2 separate regions of the Mus musculus genome follow, and region 1 is linked to region 2. A link is a loop called in an ENCODE intact Hi-C map of the cell type or tissue named here. Cell type or tissue: left cerebral cortex. All regions are shown on one strand. Each heading gives the region's core, and the rest is flanking DNA. Links, peaks and the distances in the headings are about the cores only. Region 1 has its middle 31 kb from the start of 2310043L19Rik. Region 2 overlaps Gm30013 (a long non-coding RNA gene).

Region 1 (7,080 bases), core at 1,081-6,080, 100 kb before region 2:
AATTTCTATGGTCTTTAGGATACAGATGCAAGAGTTAAAAAGTAACTATTTACCAGACTTCTCTAAAGGAGCAGAATTGATGGAATGAGTGAGTGGATAGTAAAATGAGGCTTTTTGTGTTGTCTTACGTGGTCTAATAGTCCAACAGTGGCGACAGCAACATTGTGCAATCAGGTTAGGTGAACTTGCCAGTACTACAAGAAGGCAAGCAGGCAAAAAGAAAGTGGTTTTCTTCCTCAGACTTCTATTTATCTGGCTTGCCAGAGGAGAGAGGTATGGCATGCTTAGGGTGGGTCTTCCCACATTAATTCAACTGATGTGTCCAAGGGCTTCTCTGGAAGTTGATTCCAGGTCCAGTCAAGTTGGCATCACTGATCATCATGGCACCCCACAGAGAAGATAAAGACCCTGTATGAAGTGAAAACACATAAACAAAACACATTCTATAAAGCCAAGGAGAATGAGCTGGGTGACTCACAGAGAAACTTGGCAGAGAAGAAAGCTACATGACTATTGGACAGCTCAAGATATGCAAATATCGTGGTCATGCGCAAAACCACGAGGAGATGCCACCACAACACACAGGTATGGGAAACACAGACTCCAGCAATGTGTGACACAGCCCTCTTAATACATGGAGCTGTTCCTAAATTTATTTCAGCCACTCTTGCAGGTATGCATCGATGGACCTTGGGCTGCCAACATGCTTCTCTCTAATGGCTAACGAAGTCTGATATCCCCTTAGATGTTCGTGAGCATCTGTAGACCCTTGCCAATGGAATGCCCTCACATGCCTTTTTTTTAATGCCATCAGATTATCTGCATCTTACACCCTTGAGTTTTTGAGAGTTTTTCATGTACCAGAGACTCAAAATGCCTTTGTGTGAAGAGTACTTACATAAACACCCAGTCTGGCTCTCAGCTCCTAGTCTGTCCTTTTCTGTTTGTCTATCTATGCCAGCACCATTCTGTCACAAGCACAGTAAGTTTATAAACATTTTAAGCATCTGGCAGTGCACCTGTTGGCCTCCTCAGTCCTTTATCTTCAAAGCTGACTTTATCTGCTCTCGGCCCTTTGTTCTTCTGTCTCTGTTCTGTTTTGACCAGTATATGGAGTTTAGTATAAGCAGAATTGTGATGAGTTTGTGGAAAACTGACATTTATAGAAATGAACCAGTTCTCTACATATTTAGAGTTTCTTTTATGCCTTTGGAGAATATTGTGTAACTTTATTTTTCAAAGGGTCCTGCAATGACTTAAGTGTTCCCAGAAGGCTGTGTGGTGAAGACTCGCTCCTAGCTTGCCTCTATGGAGCATGGTAAGAACTGTGAGAGGCTTTCAAGTCATGGAGGGCCTGCCTTTCAAGGGGATTGTGGGATCTCAGCCCCTTCTTTTTAAAACCCATTTACTTATTTATTTAACATTTTTGTGATGTGTGTATGTGTGTATCTGTGTATGTGTGTGTGTATAAAGATTTTGGATTAATGTTTACCCTCCTCCATCCTCTCCTATCTTCTTCCACCTACCATGAAATATTCTCTTCTTCTTAAGTCTCCTCTCTTCCCCCTCTCTCCTGGCCCACTGCCTTTGATTAGGGCCTCTTGTATGTGCATGGGTGAGGCTTATTAACTTGAGCAAGGGCTACACTTGTACTGAGTGACTGTAACTCCCCTATCCCCTCTTCCAGTGATCGTGAATTGCCTATTGCTCCTTGTGGAGGGATTTGGATCTAAAGGCTCCTTCCTAATGGAATGGTGGTGGGCCTGGTCTCCTGCAGGCCTTGTTGTGTAGGTAGCTACAGCTGCTGTGAGTTCATGGGTACAGCAGCCATGTCATGTCCAGAAGGCAAGGTTTTAATACTCCCTCTGACCCTCCTGCTCTCACACTCTTCTCCCCTCTCCTGATCGTGTTTGCTTTGGAGGGGGACATAGAGGTCCCATTCAGGCTGAGCACCCAACATGTTCCTTCCAGCACATTGAGCCATTGTGAGTCTGTATTTAAAAGCCCCACTGCAGTTAGAAGCTGCTCACACCAAAGATGAAAACAGCCTTCTCCTATGAGATCTTGTCTTTTTCTTTTCTATTTTTTGGTTCTTCAAGACAGGTTTTCTTTATGTAACAGAGCTGTGGCTGTTCTGGATTTGATTCACACACCAGACTGACCTTGAACTCACAGAGATCCGCCCGCCTCTGCCTCCCAACTGCTGGGATTAAAGGCGTGTGCCTCCACATCCAGCCCTTCGGCTCATGTCTTTTTCTAACTTCAGAGGAAAACATTTTCCTTTTTGGGGTGGGGGAGGGGATGATATCTTAAGTAGTGTTCATCTGTGCCTAGTTTATCAAGAGTTTTTTGTTGTGAAGAGAACGACATTTCTATTTTCTAATATATTTATGTATTATACATTTCTCTTTAGTTATATATCTAGCAGTCTTAAGTTTTGAATGCTGCATTTATAATTTAAAAGTACTATTAGCTTTTTGGGAGAATTTTCAACTCTTATGGACTCAACTCAATAAACTATGAACACATTTGTTTCTCTCCTCTAACCTCTCCCCAACTTCATGTTTCTTTTCTCTTTGCCTCTCTAAAACAACAGATCCCGAGAATCAACAGATACAACAAAAACCAGTAAGACAAAAAAGAAATACTAAAACAAAATCAAACAGAACAAAAAGCAGATGAAATACATGGAGTCTGTTTTGTGTCGGCCTACTTCTCCTGAGCATGGTGCCTGTCCTGGAATGAGGTTGGTGGACCCAGTGACATTCCATTGGGATGTTCCCTTTCCAGCAGATGTCAGTTGCAAATGGCTTCTTGGTTAGGGTGGGACTTCACATCCACTTCCCCTTCTCAGCGTGCTCCTGTGTGTGTGTGTGTGTGTGTGTGTGTGTGTGTGTGTGTGTGTGTTATTGTCTGGTTTGAAGCTGTGCAGGTCTTGAGCATGCTGCCACAGTCTCCATGAGGTCATATGTGTGTCGTGTTGTGCCTGGGCGGGATTGTTATACTTATGTATATAAATATCTGTTTTAGGTTTAATTTTGCATTTAAATTATTTTCTGTTGGGACTTATTATTTTTAACTTATGTATATATGTGTATCTCTGTGTATGTATGTCTCTGTGAGTGCAGGTGTTCTCAGAGGACTGAGATGTCTGCCTCCCTGGAGCTGGAATTACAGGCAGTTGTGAGCCACCTGAACCAAACCTGGGTCCTCTGCAAGAGTAATACAAGCTCTTAACTGCTCCAGCCCCTTAAATGTACTTTTAAGTCCAACAAAACAATGGAGATGATGCACAGTTATGGGGTTCTTTGTGATGTTTAATGGATGCAGTGTTCAAATCATGTTAATCATTGATTTCCTGAAATATTCATAATTTCTCTATGGTGAAAACTTAGACATATTTCTAGTTATAAAATTTTAAAATTAAATTATTTATTTCCTGTTTAGGTATGTATTTGGGATGGGTGTCATGCATGTGTGGAGGCCAGAGGACAACTTGCCGGAGTAGATTCTGTCCTTCTACTATGGGAGTCCGGGGATTGAATTTGGTCATCAGGCCTGATAGCAAACATATTTACTTGCTGAGAAATCTTTCTGGCCCTCCTCTAGGATTCTGAAACATACACTGTATTTTTGTTATCTATAGCCAGTTTATTGCACATATGTGTTTATATATAGATTTTTGAATATTTTGTCCTGTATGCTCTAGAGGATTCTTCACTACTCCCCTCTAGCTAGCATATTGCTTCTCTGTATCTAGTCTAAACTGGACTCACAGACAGACTTTAAAAAATGAGTCTATTTTTGTATTTCAAGCTTTCTGGTTGACTCTATATACATCTGTTCTTCCGTTGTTTGCCTCTCCACATAGCCTTTGTCTGTTCAAATGAAAGTTATTGCTTCATCTGTGTCATTATCACTTTAAACACACGCTATAAAATTGGTTTAATCAGAAAAAAAATTGACACTCAGATTGTCGATGTCATTGTCTCTCCGTTTCTCTTGTTTTGGGGGAAATGTTTTCTGCGTTCTTCTTCTCTTGCTTCCGCCTGCACATTTTTTTCTCTCTTTACTAGTGACTTCACAGCTGTGTATAATGGCTGATACCCACATCTCTAGAGAAACAGAGGACGGTGTATCTAGAATTACAAAGGACACTGGCCGTTGCTGTTATGGGGACAACAAGGCCCATGATTTGCCATCCATAGAGCTGAAAGAGGGAAAATGCTATTGAGCTTGTGTATTTGAGCTCAGGGGGCGATGGACGCCTGGCCCAGACAGGGGAGTGTCCGGTCATCCTCTGGTCCTTCCATTCTCTTTGGGTCCTCAGAGGGTTGGATGATGTCTGCTCACACAGATGATAACCACCTTCTTCACTTTCTTTTTCTGGTTGCTAATTCTTTTCAGAAACACCATCCTAGACACACCAGAGATATTTTACCAGCTCCCCCTTAGTCAAGAGACACATAGAATTAACCAACATATGTCCCGGCGGTTCCGGAACTACCTTATCCACTAAGTTGAATTTGGTTTCTTTGTCACAAAGTCTCCCTTTGTCTTCTGTCTCCCTGGGCTGTGAAGGGGAAGACCAGAGATGGACTGACCAGCAGCTTAGCTTTCAGAATTATTCAGACTCAGTTTCTTCCTCTACCAACTCCCCTCCCATGGAACATGAGTAGTTTCCCCATTCCATAGGAATCACATTCTAGAATATTCCTGCCTGAAGATGAGTGACTTCCATTGCTATCCCTGCTGGCCGGTCCTTTTCTGTTAATTTATTTATTATGCTGGGAATTGAACTTGGGCCTTACATGAGCTGAGCAAGCACTCTACTGCAGAGCTATATTCCCAGCCCGATCCTAATTATCTTTAGTTCAGCTACATGGCTTGTGTTCGGTTTTGTGCCCATCAGTGCTATGTTTTTGCAACAAGGATGTGTGAGACAAAGCAGGAACACACCGGTGTGGCCAGGACTCTCCTCATCTTAAGGATCCAATTGCTCTTCCTCCTTTAGTAAATGGACAAGCTTGTATTTCAGGGAGCCTTGATGCTGGGCTCTGACTGTCTCTGTCATGTCCCAAAGAGATGCCTTGAGTCAATCCATGGAGACTTCTGCCTAGGGAAGATGCAGGACAGTGGAATGAGTTGTCAGCTGTGAAGAGCATAGTCTACACTGTAAGGATGGTGTTGGAAGAGATGAGGCAGGAGGTTGGGGGTTGTTACAGTTTGACTGTGAAATATCCTGGAAGGCTCACATGTTGAAGGCTGGACTTCAGTTGTTGGTGTCATTGGGGGGTGGGGTGGTGGTGGCAAAATCTTTAGGAGGTGGAGCCTAGGTAGAAGAAGCATGTCATTAGGGTCATGCCTGTTTAGGAGCTCTGGGGACCTTGGTCCTTTCCTCTCTTTGTTTCTTGGTCACCACGAAGTGGGCAGTTCCCCTTATCACGTGTTCCTGCTGTGATGTACAGAGCTGCCACAGGCACCCAGACTACAGAGTTAAGCAACCATAGACAGAAATTGTGAGCCTATGTGGACCCTCTTATCCTTTAAAGTCTTTGTTTCAGGTGATTTGTAACAGTGACAGAAAGCTAGCACGGGGGTGAGGGGGGGGGGCGGGGAGGGCACTTGTTCCACTCTCCCTTCTCATCAGAGTTCACAAAGGAGAAAAGTTTTAACTTGCAAGAGCACAGATCTGGAAGTGTTGGAAGAACAAGAAATTTGAAGCCTCAGTTGTGCCATTTAAAAATTTTTGTTTTTAAAATTATTTATGACACTATAAACAATCTCAAATATTACCATATAAACAGAAACTTTACATGAAGACAAACATTTTCGTGTCAATGATTATGAGAAAAATCAGAACTAAAAGTTTTTACTCTATTTTTTCTATATTTTTTAAAAATACATTTTCTGTAAAAAAAAATCTAATCTTAAATATTAGTTAGATCTGGTACTTCTGTGTATATACTGTATGCATGTGTATGTGTACATGAGTTTTTGGGTGCAAGGACCTGTAGAGATCAGGGCATGTTGGGTGTCTTGCTCTATCATTTTTCTTAAAATAATTTTTTATTGGATATTTTCTTTATTTACATTTCAAATGTTATCCCCTTTCCTGGTTTCCCCCACTCCTGGAAACCCTCAACACATCCCCCTTCCCCCTGCGTCTGTGATGGTGTTCCTCCACCCACCTTCCCACACCTGTCTCCCCACCCTCGATTCCCCTACACTGGAGCATCTATGGAGCCTTCATAGGACCAAGGACCTCTCCTCTCATTGATGCCTGACAAGGCTATCCTCTGCTGCATATGCAGCTGGAGCCATGTGTACTCCTTGGTTGGTGGCTTAGTCTCTGGGAACTCTGGGAGGTCCGGTTGGTTGATAGTATTGCTCTTGCTGTGGGTTTGGTTGATAGTATTGCTCTTCATGTGGGGTTGGTTGATACCCTTGCTCTTCCTCTGGGGTTGGGTGATAGTGTTGCTCTTCCTGTGGGGTTGGTTGATAGTGTTGCTCTTCCTGTGGGGTTGGTTGATACTGTTGCTCTTCCTGTGGGTTGGTTGATACCCTTGCTCTTCCTGTGGGTTGGTTGATAGTGTTGCTCTTGCTGTGGGTTTGGTTGATAGTGTTGCTCTTCCTGTGGGGTTGTTTGATACCCTTGCTCTTCCTCTGGGGTTGGTTGATAGTGTTGCTCTTCCTGTGGGGTTGGTTGATACTGTTGTTCTTCCTATGGGGCTTGTTCTATTATTTTTAGTAAACCGGAAGCTTTAAGTTTGGGCTAGGCCATCTGGCTGGTGAGCTCATGGGATTCACTGTCACTGTGCTGAAGTACTGGGGTGACAGTTACATGTAGCTATGCCCAGCTTTTGTGTGTGGGGCTTGGGTCTCAGGCACAGGTACTTCTGTTTGCACAGTAAGCACACTTACCACTGAGCGATCTATCTATTGCCCTAGTTCTGAGTTCTAAAGGGAAGATTCCCAACACATTTGCACTGTCACCGAATCTGCCGTAGCATTGTTGAATTAATCTAGAAGACGTTTTCCCCATTATAAAGGGGGAATATCTCAGCTCACTCAGTGTGA
Region 2 (7,080 bases), core at 946-5,945:
CATCCAAATGTTTTATGAAACCAACACAGGAGAACATTAATGGATCAAGTTTTGCCTTTGAAGAGGCAGAGGTCAGTGTGCGTTTAGGCAGGAGACACCACACGCTGAAGACAAGTCCACGCGTGGGCGAGCATCGTCCCTTGAGCTTCTTTCGATTCCACAGAGCTCTGAAGGAGGATGGATTTGTATTCCTGTCCCTCCCTCCTTCCCTCCCTCCCTCCCTCCCTCCCTCGATCCCTCCCTCCCTTAGGATGGGGCTGCGTGCTTACTGGAAAAACAGAACCGGGGAGCTCAGCCATCCTCAGATGGAGAAAGCCTCCTGTTTCTTTTGTGGTTTTAATGGAACCAGACCCCGAGGACACAAGGACCATGGCGGAGGTCCTCTGTGCTCTGCTCTCTTCTACTGTGTTATTGTTCACCTGAGTATGGAACTACACTATGACAAGAAAAAACGGTGCACATTAAGTCTTAATTTAGTCTGAGCTAAGCACATACATGGAAGATGGAGCACTCTACTAGCTTTTGCCAAGACTGTGGCCTCTAGGGCAAGAGTTTCCGGGTTTCTTAGAATTTTGAAATGCTCTCTCCAGCTTGATGGTGCAGTCCTGTGATACCAGGAATTGGGGAGCAGACGAATGTTAGGGAGTTCAAGGCCACCCCGGGCAACATAGCACACTAGATTCCATCTCATAAAAACAACAAAACCCAAAGACACCCAAATCATAGCACCCCACCAACAAAAGAAAGAAACACTCCTAGTACCATCCATGCTACTTATCACCCAGATCCACTAAAACCAAACCAAAATAAAACAAAAAAATCCAACAAACAACAACAGCAACAAAAACCTCCAAGTCTGCTTGAGGCAGAATTAAGAGCACTAGCTGCTCTTGCAGAGGACCTGGGGTCAATTCCCAGTGTGTACAAGGTGGCTCACAACCATCTGTAACTCCAGTCCCAGAGCATCTGATGCATTCTTTTGGCCTCTGTGAGCACATGGTACACAGATATGCATGCAAACAAATCACCATACCCATAAAATGAAGGAAAAAAAGCAACAAATCTCTGATTTGCACATACACAATACCACTATTTTAATTAACATATATTTTACTCTTGTTCTGAAGATGTAAACATTTTGTGGTGTCTCCTGAGTGTGTTCCTCTCATTGACTTTTTTATCGGTAGCTTATGATTGAATACCTGCTATTTTGTCAAACACCAAGTCCTGCTCTCGTGGTGTTTATTTTCTATTAGAGGAAGGATGCTATGAAATTGACTCCCGAGATCACTGTAGACGGAAAGAGTGCTATTAGGAAAATAAAACTGTAACATGCAGAACATTGTAGTGGAGGTGGAGAGCCATTCAAGACGGATTTGGGCCCACTTCTGGGCATCTATCCAAAGGAAATAAAATTACTATCTCAAAGAAAGCTGCAGAAGCTGAGGAGATGGCTTGGTTGAGAGCGCTGGCTAGTCTTGCAGAGGACTCAGTTCAGATCTCAGAAACTATACTGGAAGGCCTGTAACTCCAGTCATGGGGGATCTGACACTCTCTTCTGGACTCTTCTGGCACCTGCACATACATGTGCAAACACGCGCGCGCGCGCGCGCACACACACACACACACACACACACACACACACAGAGTAACGTGTAAGGTGACGTATATGTCAATCAGCTTGTTGATAGAATCTCTTAAGTGTATCCAAACATCATGGTAAACATCTTTAATATGTGAACTTTTTTTTGTTTTGTGTGACTGTGTGTGTGTCCATGCATGCATATGTATGATCATGTGTATGCATGCAGAGGCCAGAGAAGGGTATCAGGTGTCTTCCTCTGTCACTCTCTGCCTTACTCTCCTATACCAGAAGCTTGTTCATTTAGAAAGGTTGACTGGCCAGCAAGCTCCCAGCATCTACTGTCTCCATCCCCCAACACTAGGGTAATAGTCTGTATGTGACTATCCATGGCTTTTTTATGGGAGTGCTAGGGATTCAAACTTGGGTTCTTATGCTTGTGTACAGCAGAGATTGTTTAAGGAAGTGGAATTGGATCTAAGAGCACATCAGCAGACAGGAGTCAGCCAGTGCTCTTCAAGGGCAGTGGAACTGCAAGAGGAAAAAGCGAGGTACGGTATCAATGAAGAACGACCCTGGCACAGCTGAGGTCCAGAAGGGCAGGGCGTAATAATCCTGCTGGGTGTCAGACAGGGTCTTACTCACTGAGAGCAGGTTTGTGAGTCATGGAGCATATTCTAGCAGCAACGGGAAGCCATTGGTGCTTCTCAGTAGCAGAATGGCATGGTTAGTTCCTGAGTTTGAAAGGTCACTTTGGCTACAATGTAGAGGAAGAAAAGACACAGAGAAGTAGTGAAGTTACATACAATGATCCAAGTCCAAAAGATGCTATCCATTAATAATGTTTCTGCTGGGTAAAACACACACACACACACACACACACACACACACACACACACACACACACACACGCGCGCGCGCACATGCATGCACACGCGCACATGCATGCGCACGCACACACACACACACACACACGGATGCACATGCTTTTGGAATAATCTCTCGTACTTAATAGGTCAAACATGGGGTTTGAGGAGACATGCAACCTCCTTGCACCATGAAACCAAAGAGGAGAAAAGCATTATGTTTTCATTTGCCTTCAAGCAGGACAAGATTAAGTTAAGCCTAGGTATGGCAGTGTATTCCTATGATCCCAGTACTCTGAGAGGTAGAAACAGGAGGAGAAGGAGGAGGAGGAGGAGGAGGAGGAGGAGGAGGAAAGAGGAAGAAACAAGCAACCAAAAGGATATAGTCAGCAGGGTGTGATGGCACCCTGAATCTCAGGACTCAGGAGGCAGAGGCTGTGGGTCTCCGAGTTAGAGGCCAGCCTGGTCTACACAAAGAGCTCTAGACTACATAGGGAGAGCTTGTCTTAATATTTTAAATTTTTCATTCCAGCTAGGTGCTGGTGGCACACGTCTTTAATCCCAGTATTTGGGAGGCTGGGGCAGGTGGATCTCTGAGTTTGAGGCCAGCCTGGTCTACAGAGTGAGTTCCAGGACAGCCAGGGCTATACAGAGAAACCCTGCCTCAAAAACAAAACAAAACAAAACACATTCATTTATATATCAAAATTTATATGACAAGAAAATGAATCCACTAATCTGGGGTTGGGGGGCATTGAAAACACAGCCTGGCAGATTGCTCAGAAAACAGGAGCAATTCAGGCAGAGGTGGCTAGGCAGAGGTATCTGGAATGCCTTTCCGTGTGTGCTCAAGGTAGGAGAACTAACTTCAGCTTCTCCCCTGCCCCAAGTTCCAGCACTCCCCAGATGCTCTCACTGTCTTAACGTGCTCATGGGACATGGAAGACAATCTCTTCCCTTGGCCTTGCCCAGCACGCCCTCACTCATATGTTTTAATTCCGAGATATCACCCTCCCTGAGCTGAAAACTCCCACAAACACCAAGGAAACCGAGTTTCAACAGACCGAAAAGGAGGAACAATCTCTGCTAGCTAGTGTAGGGAGTTGTTCTTATTCACTGTTGCATATGTGTCAGGAAAAAAAAAAACCCACAAAAGACCGTAAGATGCAGTCACTAACTGGTGACTACTATGGGGAAATACAAGGCACATATCTGGTATCTGTTGGACTTTCGGGTGTCTATGGCTGTGGTAACCTGATGAGACTCAGATCTCACATCCCCAACTCTTTCCCCCTTTTAAAAATCACCATGAGTGTCAAACGTTGTTACTTCTCTATTGTGTCTCAATTCTGGCATGGTATTGTTTTTCTGTGTTAGTTGAAGGGTTGTTGGTTTTTTTCCTCCATTTTTAGTAAACTGTTATTAAACATTGCCAAGCCTCTTCAATTAGGCTAAATCAGTGTAATCTACTTAATGTAAATTGAAGTGTTTCATCCCTTTTGAGTGAGCAAGCGCCTCCACAGTAATGTTATGTCCATGTGGACAGCAACTTGTCTTTGAAGTCAAATACTGGACTGAATTGACCAATCATTTGCCTGAATGTATCTATCAATTTATAAAAAGAAATGTATATGCATATATGTGTATATATATGTATGTATATGTATATATGTATGTATATATACACACACATACACACACACATATATATATTGGTGTATATAAATACATATATGTATATATGTATATGTATATATGTATTATGTATATCATCATGGTATTGAGCTCACTTTGAACTTACTTCTGATTAATATCATACTGAGTAAACCATTTTACATTTCTCCTTTTTAAAAAAAATCTATCTATTTATTTATTTATTTATTTATTTATTTAATGTATGTGAGTACACTGTAGCTGTACAAATGGTTGTGAGCCTTCATGTGGTTATTGGGAATTGAATTTTAGGATTTCTGCTCGCTCTGGTCAACCCTGCTCTCTCAGGTCGGCCCTGCTCATTCACTCCGGCCCAAAGACTTATTTATTATTATATCTAAGTACACTATAGTTGTCTTCAGACACACCAGAAGAGGGCCTCAGATCTCATTACGGATGGTTGTGAGCCACCATGTGGTTGCTGGGATTTGAACTCAGGACCTTTGGAAGAGCAGTCATTGCTCTTACCCGCTGAGCCATCTTGCCAGCCCCATTTCTCCTTTTATACAAAAATTTTGTATGTTCTTCCTCTACACCCTGTCCCTTGGTTTCTACCCATTTTTGGAAACATGATGTCAGTTGAAGGCATGTGGATTTGTCATTACAAGTTATGACTGGAATGTGGCTAGTTTCTCATCCTTATCATCGAAGACTTTCAGGATGTGGACAGTAACCTTGAGGTTCCTCATTTGGACTGAGCAAAATCACTGTTGCTTCTGACAAAGAAGCAGAAAAGGAAGGGCTAATTAATGGTGTCTCTTTGGCTAGAAGGACTCAGGACCTTCCTAAAACATTAAAGTGTTGTCTGGCCTCAAAACTAACAACTTCTGGACATCTTCTTTTTCCTTTGGAGTTCTCTGAAAGCACAGTGCTTGAGTTACGGTGACTGGGGTCAGTTCCAGGAACTGAGCCTGGCCAGAGCCGGCTGCCAGGGCCTGAGGCATCCATGGGGTCTTTCCTTCCTTGGCACTGCATGTGAGTGGGTACCACTGTACCGAGCCCACGTGATAACAGCATCTCACAGGCCGCCTGGCAGCAGTTCCAGAGTTTTCAGAACCACTTGATCTCCTGATACTCTTGAGTGTGTTCAAAGGCGTGATGCAGATAACCCCTAGCCCCAGCATTCACCTGGCATGAATTAGATAATGTCTGAGGTATGGACCGCTGGGGAGGGAGATGGTTCAGTTGGTAAAGAACTTGTTCAAAGCATCAGGACCAGAGTTCTGTTCTCCAGCACCCATGTAAAAAGAACAAAACAAAACAAAACAAGCAAACAAACAAACAAACAAAACCCTAGCACAGCTGCATGCCCCTGTAAACCCAGTGCTGTGTCTACAGAGTCAGTCACTGGCCGGCCAGTCTAGCCAAATCACGAACTTCAGGTTCAGTGAGAGGCCTTAATTTAAAAAAAAATTAATTAAAAGTATATAAATATAAATAAATAAGTGGTTTGGGATGTACTCAGTAGAAAAGCACTTGCCTCCCATGTATGAGGCCCTGATTTCAATCTGCCGTATTGTCAAATAAAAACATTAAATCAAATCAATCAATCAAGTGAAAATCAACTAAGGAAGCCAACTGCCTTTGAGCTTTGGTCGCCACAGGCACACGCGTGCACATGCCCATACTGACAGGTACATACACACACATGCACCTTGCATGCATACAAACATTTTTAGTTTGTGGAATGGATGGAGGTTTGTGTCTTCCAGACAAACAGCCGTAGTCTGACTGGAGCAAAGGCTGAGCATGTCCAGGTATCACACTGTAGCTGTCCTCAAAAATAGTGACAAAATTCAATTATCCTTCCCTTTTGCTATCTGAAAGTTTATCTTGCTACTCAAGTATCTTCAGGATGTTCTGAGGACCTAGCTTTCCCTGCAATTTTACATCTCTGTGTCACACCCTTGGAGGCACACTGGCTACCCTGGCCTCTCTGCTGACACCTTGTTCTTCCTTCCAACGCATCCTGTGAAACAGATGAGCTCATTCGTTCATCCTTCCTCCTCTTTCTCCTCCCCCTCCCCCTCCCCTCCCCCTCCTCCTCCCCCTCTCCCACCCCTCCCCCTCTTCCTCCTCCTCTTTCTCCTCCTCAGGCTCCAGTCATCTCTACCACTCAGGGAAGACTTTAGCTCCTGTCCTTCTTGAGGCCCCTTCCATGGCCATTATTCCTGGATACTTCATCCTCCACAGCAATGATCCAACTCACACACCCTGGCCTCTAGTTCCTGAACTCCTATGGACAAATCCAAGATGCCATTATTCACAAGCAACTCCACACAGACCATGCTTTGGTTTTTGTGCTTCTCATAAGAGGAAAGTCTCCAAATTGAGGGTCTTATTCATCGATGCCATTTCTTCACCCCACAGGCTCTCCTAAAACCAGTCTAATCTAACCCCCATTTCCTTTACTGAACCAGCACACTTCTGCTCCTTGCTACCAGTGCCAATGCCCTGCATCAGCTCTCTGCCTTCTCCTCCCAGATATCTCAGCACTGCTGGCCATAGGCATGGTCCTTACTGGAATCCTCTATTCCTGGGGCTTCCAGAATGCTGTACTGCCTGGCCCCTTCTGCTTTACTCTAGGCTGTGCTCCTTTGACTGTGGACTCTGTCCTTTACTTTCCGGCCACCTATATTCTCCCAAAGTGGCTCTCACCCATATCCATAAATTCAGGGCACACTTATTTTCCTAGCTGTCTCATCAGCTTATGTAGCTCTGACACTCCTTGAGCTGAAGTCAATACGCAACTGCCTTCTCCTGACCCTCTCTCAGATGACTAACAGGCTCCTTACAATTGGTTGTGTCAACACTGAATCTTGGTTTGTATGTTTGGGTTTTTTTTTTCTTCCTCAATATAACTGAGCTTTCTCTCCTCCTCTTAGTATATGTCACAACCACCTACCCAACTGCTTAGAC

Evidence for each region. Peaks named below come from ENCODE experiments on the same cell type or tissue, not always from the same donor. Only the 100,000 strongest peaks of a DNase experiment are listed, where the experiment ranks them.
Region 1: it touches region 2 in a loop (2.7-fold over the local background); 5 of 42 quality-filtered maps call a loop at or near these places.

What each region holds. Positions count from the first base shown.
Region 1 is chr1:177,670,304-177,677,383 of GRCm38, reverse strand. No RefSeq gene overlaps it. Among named protein-coding and RNA genes, the nearest start is that of 2310043L19Rik, 31 kb to the right of the region's middle. In left cerebral cortex, for the core only: no CTCF peak of the experiment used is centred there; a DNase peak (open chromatin) is centred at 3,810; H3K27ac peaks cover 77 bases.
Region 2 is chr1:177,566,319-177,573,398 of GRCm38, reverse strand. All of the region lies in intron 2 of Gm30013 (a long non-coding RNA gene), which reads right to left. Among named protein-coding and RNA genes, the nearest start is that of Gm51282, 9.7 kb to the left of the region's middle. In left cerebral cortex, for the core only: no CTCF peak of the experiment used is centred there; DNase peaks (open chromatin) are centred at 1,394 and 3,473; H3K27ac peaks cover 443 bases.